Linked DNA regions of Homo sapiens: region 1 is linked to region 2. A link is a loop called in an ENCODE intact Hi-C map of the cell type or tissue named here. Cell type or tissue: psoas muscle. All regions are shown on one strand.

Evidence for each region. Hi-C counts contacts between places; a loop is a spot of excess contacts. Peaks named below come from ENCODE experiments on the same cell type or tissue, not always from the same donor. Only the 100,000 strongest peaks of a DNase experiment are listed, where the experiment ranks them.
Region 1: a loop joins it to region 2, with 2.3 times the contacts of the local background. A loop is called at or near these places in 6 of 110 quality-filtered maps.

The regions. Positions count from the first base shown.
Region 1 is chr12:53,098,461-53,100,960 of GRCh38, reverse strand. IGFBP6 (insulin like growth factor binding protein 6) reads right to left here. Exons shown (of 4, transcript NM_002178.3): 2 at 104-249. Among named protein-coding and RNA genes, the nearest start is that of IGFBP6, 2.0 kb to the right of the region's middle. RefSeq lists a silencer at 1,274-1,489. In psoas muscle, a CTCF peak has its summit at 1,332 (motif pointing right); DNase peaks (open chromatin) are centred at 1,360 and 2,160; H3K4me3 peaks cover 822 bases; H3K27ac peaks cover 1,049 bases.
Region 2 is chr12:53,188,979-53,191,478 of GRCh38, reverse strand. ZNF740 (zinc finger protein 740) reads right to left here. Exons shown (of 7, transcript NM_001004304.4): 7 at 1-2,500. ITGB7 (integrin subunit beta 7) reads left to right here. Exons shown (of 16, transcript NM_000889.3): 16 at 1-156. Among named protein-coding and RNA genes, the nearest start is that of CSAD, 9.3 kb to the right of the region's middle. RefSeq lists a silencer at 1,100-1,394. In psoas muscle, CTCF peaks have their summits at 971 and 1,170 (motif pointing right); a DNase peak (open chromatin) is centred at 1,218.

The DNA of each region.
Region 1 (2,500 bases), 91 kb after region 2:
CCAGGACAGACAATGGAGACGTCTCCAAGCCCAAGGGAGCAGTCTCAGATGGAAGTCTCCAGGGCTTCCCACCCCTCCTGCTCCCTACCAGCTCCAAACGCACCATCTCAGTGTCTTGGACACCCGCAGAATTGGGCTGGGAGGGCGTGGTAGAGGTGCCTGGATTCCTCTGTTGGTCTCTGCGGTTCACATCCTGTGGGCGGGCAGTGCCTGCTTGGGGTTTACTCTCCTTAGGATTCTCCTCTGCAACTGGAGGAGGAATAGGAGAAGGAGAGGTCAGAAATCAGGCAGAGCCATGTGGAGAAGGGCCTTGCCCACATCACCTGCTGAAGTAAGGAAGGGAGGGCCTTATGCCCCGCTGTTGCATGATGCTGGCCCTAGTTTCTTTCTCTGACAAATAGTTATATTACTTTTCCTGACAATATTCCCCAGTATTTCCCATACTGATTTTTAAGGCTTATAAAGGAGATGAATTTTGGAAAGCAAAAATGGAAAATGAGGATGGGTGCAATGGCTCACGCCTGTAATCCCAGAACTTTGAGAAGCAGAGGTGGGAGGATTGCTCGAGCCCAGGAGTTTGAGACCAGCCTGGGCAACATAATGAGAACCTCATCTCTACAAATAATTTATAAAATTACCGAGGTGTGGTGGCGTGCACCTGCAGTCCCAGCTACTTGAGAGGCTGAGGCAGGAGGACTGCTTGAGCCCCAGAAGTCAAGACTGCAGTGAGCCATGATTGTGCTACTGCACTTCAGCCTGGACAACCGAGTGAGACCCTGTCTCAAAAATAAATAAATTATTGGCTGGGCGCAGTGGCTCATGCCTGTCATCCCAGCACTTTGGGAGGCCAAGGTGGGCAGATCACTTGAGGTCAGGCGTTCGAGACCAGCCTGGCCAACATGGTGAAACCCCGTCTCCACTAAAAATACAAAAATTAGCCTGGCATGGTATCAGGCTCCTGTAGTCCCAGCTACTCCGGAGGCTGAGACAGGAGAATCGCTTGAACTCGGGGGGGCGGAGGTTGCAGTGAGACGCTGGACCACTGTACTCCAGCCTGGGCAACAGAGTGAGACTTTGTCTCAAAATAAATAAATACTTTTTAAAATTAATTAATTACTTAATTAAAAAAAATTAACTACTTAATTTTAAAAAATTAATTAATTACTTAATTTTAAAAAATTAACTAATTACTTAATTTTAAAAAATTAACTAATTTAAAAATCAATCAATTAATTACAATAAATAATAAAATAAATGAAAAAATGGAGAACAAATTCAAAGGACTATTTGGGGCTTTGGGCTTTGGGTGAAAAGACCTGGCTGTTCCACCAGAGGCCAGAAGGGGGCGCACGAAGCCGGAGAGCTGGGGCAGAAGAGCAACGGATGTAGGAGGGGGGCCAACAGGGACCCAAAAGGAATGTGTGTCCCTGCTGTGACCTTGCTATGACTCAACCCACCCCTCCCAGGCCTGAGATGTGGTTACTTCTGGGGCACTGCAGTGGGAACCTCTCCCTTCTGGTACCCTGTGACCCAGGCCAGCTCAACCCCAGTGGTCCCAGGAGCACATGGATTCAACCCTTAACCAAGATAGGCTGAGGGCAGATTAAGAAGGTGCAAGGAATGAGGGGCTTCCAACCTGCAGGTTGCTCCTGGCTCTGGAGAAAGTTTCCGGAGGGTCCGGGGAGAGCTCAGGACTGGGAAGGGGTGAGGAAATAAGTCAGGGACAGGAAAAGGCAGAAAGGGGAGCATGTACTGACTGCTTGGAATTTGCCTAACATCTAATCAGATATCAGAACCCCTGAAGGGATCCTCTTCCTCTGTGCCTAAAGACAAGCTCCCAGCTAACTACCACTCACAACCCAGGAGACATTTCCCCTGCAATCCTGAGTCTGATCCTTCTTCCTCAGGATGCCCACCCCTCCCCAGACCTTCTCCTTCATTCCCTACATTTAGCACCCAACCATTTAGTTCCAAACTGCCTCCTCTCATCCACCCAGACCACCTTTTAGGAGGACGCCCAGAAGCCTGCACTCGGGCATTTGGAACTGAAAGAAACTCCAAGTGAATTCTCCATCCCCTCCCGTGGAAGGAACCCAGAGCCTCTGGGATGCGCAGTTTGCATTTCCTGCCCTCCCCATCTCCCCGCTGCCCCCCATGTTTTCACGGCTGATTCACTTCTGTCCCACCCACCCAGTGACTCAGCTTCTGCTCTCCTCCCTGGAGCAGGGTGGGGTAGGATGGGTGAACGATTCTGAGCAGGTTTAAATCATAACCCTGATTTGGCAGATTCCCTCTTTCCCCTACTCTTTCTCCCCTCTCCCCTAACCTACGCCCTAGCCTGCCCTCAGTCCCTACTCAAGTCTAATACAACCCTGGATTTGGGGCCTCTTCGGTTCTAGACGCCTCCTGTTTAGGTGCTTCGAACACCGGTATTAGGAGGAAAGGAGTCATTTCTCAGTGTGTGCAGAATTTCAGAGTCTGGGGTTCCCCTCCCCTTTTC
Region 2 (2,500 bases):
TGTAAGACCTTGGTAGGGGACTAATTCACTGGCGAGGTGCGGCCACCACCCTACTTCATTTTCAGAGTGACACCCAAGAGGGCTGCTTCCCATGCCTGCAACCTTGCATCCATCTGGGCTACCCCACCCAAGTATACAATAAAGTCTTACCTCAGACCACAGCTGTCACTTTGCTTTACCTCATCAAGGCCAAAGCAGACTGTTTATAGCCTGGGCCTCGGGAAAGCTCTTGTCCATCCTCCTCTTGCCACCTGAGGGCAGGGAGAGGTGCCCAAGCGCGAATGTGCAGGAAACTCCCGGGGTGCACCCTGGGACCCAGGAAGCCAGGTCTGGAAAGGGCCTATGAATTCTCAAGTGCTGCGGATGCAGGGGGGTCCCAGGTCAGAGACACTGCATCTGTTGGTGTCTAGCCTCCTTCCGTCCTGCTGCGTGTGCTTTTTCGTCTTGCTCAGAACTGATGCCCTGTTTTTGCTCCTACTTGCTTGTTCCTCTGTGGAGAAGGGGTTTTAAAATGGCTTATAGGGTGCTGGAAGTTGTGGGGTGATTATGTAGGGAGAAAAAAGGAAAACAACTAAAACCAGTATGAAAAAGCTTCCCCAAAGAGGAGATAGTATGTAGAAAAGCCCCATTTTCCTTTTATTTAAATATCCTAAATATATCACGAAGGAACATACACTGCACTTTAATGGTAAAAAGATACAAGTTTATAACATCTTATAAAAACTACCATTTAAAAGTGATCTTGTCCATTTGATATTCCCCTCCCCCATAGCAAAATATTATTTAAAAAAAAAAAAAACAAAAAACAGGGTGGAGAGGAGGATAGGAAGGGGACAGTTGATAAAACCCCAGGGCCACAGCAGAGGCAAAGGGCATCTGGGGAGAGGGTTCGAAGCTGTGGCGGACTCCACTAATGTAACCCTCCAATGTCAAGCCATGGGCGTGATCAGTAGCTAAGTGATGACAAGGCTGTTGGGGGTGGACGGAAAAGACTTGGGGCAAAGCAGACTGTTTATAGCCTGAGCTGGTAGGGCCTGGTGCAGCAGCCTACCCGGAACTGGCACTACTCTTTCCCAGGTTCCCTGACTCTCTATCCTGGTCTCTGAGAGCGTGCCCTACTTCCGTTTCCCCCACTCCAAACACACCTGAGGCATCTTCCAGTGCTAGGCCCCATGCTGGCCAGCAGGGGTCGGGCATTGGGCCCAGGAGCCTCTGCAGCGGTGTGAGTCAGTGGCTTCCCTGGGGTATCCGTGGGGCTCCCGGGCCCTCTGGATGCCAAATCACTCCTTTCACTGCTTTGCGCCTCTCTTCTCACACATGCACTGCCCCAGACATCAGCGCGGGAACTGAACCAACCACCTGCTCCTGAGTTTCCCTCACTGGGTCCTTGGCAGGGGTGGCTCTGCTATGGCTGTTCGCACATACTCTCTGAAGTTCCCTCCCTCCCACCCACCCAGGCAGGAAACCAAGGTCTGTGGGAACCCAGGGCACCTTCTGACCCAGTACACACATTAGTACACATAGGGGCACAGGTCACTCATGTGAGACTTACATGAATCTCTCCACATACACCCCTATCCCAAAGAGACTAGCTGTAAGTGGCAGGGACAGAGGGCTCTCATTTTCAAAAGCATTTTTGGGAGGATAGTTTTCTAAATATTTTAAAATGGTTTACAGGGTACTGGAAGATGTGGGGTGAATCATCCCAGAAGTGAAGGACAGGAAAAGCCCAGATCCAGCAGAACCCTTGAACAGGAAGGGGGCTGGCTCACATGCAGAAAGATGCCCCTGCTTGCAGGGACCACAGGGCTGATCCAAGGACTGAGGTCTAAGTTCTGGACCACATCAAATGGGAGTGTCAGCATAGAGCTGTAAGAGTACATGGCAGCAAACACTCCTCAGCGTCTCCCCAAAAGGATCTCAGATGCTGTCAGGGAAAATCGAATGGGTGCCATGCCTGCTTTCTTTTTCCCTGAAATACTCATACCACAGAGGTATGGACAACCCCCTCCCCAACCCCACCCCTCCAGAATAGGTAACAGCCAGGAATCATTGCTGGTATCCATTCTTTACATTTTCTGGGAAATGAAATCATACTTTCAGGAGTTTCCCATCTCAGACCCTACTGACAGCTTGGCACTCAGGTTCAGCCAGTCTCCATGATTACTAAGACAGTTCCCGTACCCGCCACAGGTCAGGTCAGGTTACAGTGGGGGTCAACCAAACCCCAAAACTTCCCATAAGGATTCTTTCTTTAGCAGAAAGAAAAGGTTTATTTCACCTTAGAAAATTCATGTTCACAAGCCCTGGCTTGGGTTAGAAACATCCTAACCACCAGGCTGTTGAATTCATCTTAAAAAAAAAAACCCTCCAAAACAAAAGCCCTTCTGTTCCCCAAATTGTGTTCTTCAGCTCCTGCTGAGACCTCAAGCACCCTTCATGTTTGGGCAAGAGGAGGCTATTTTCCACTCATCCTCCCTGAAGGTGAGGGCCAGAGAAG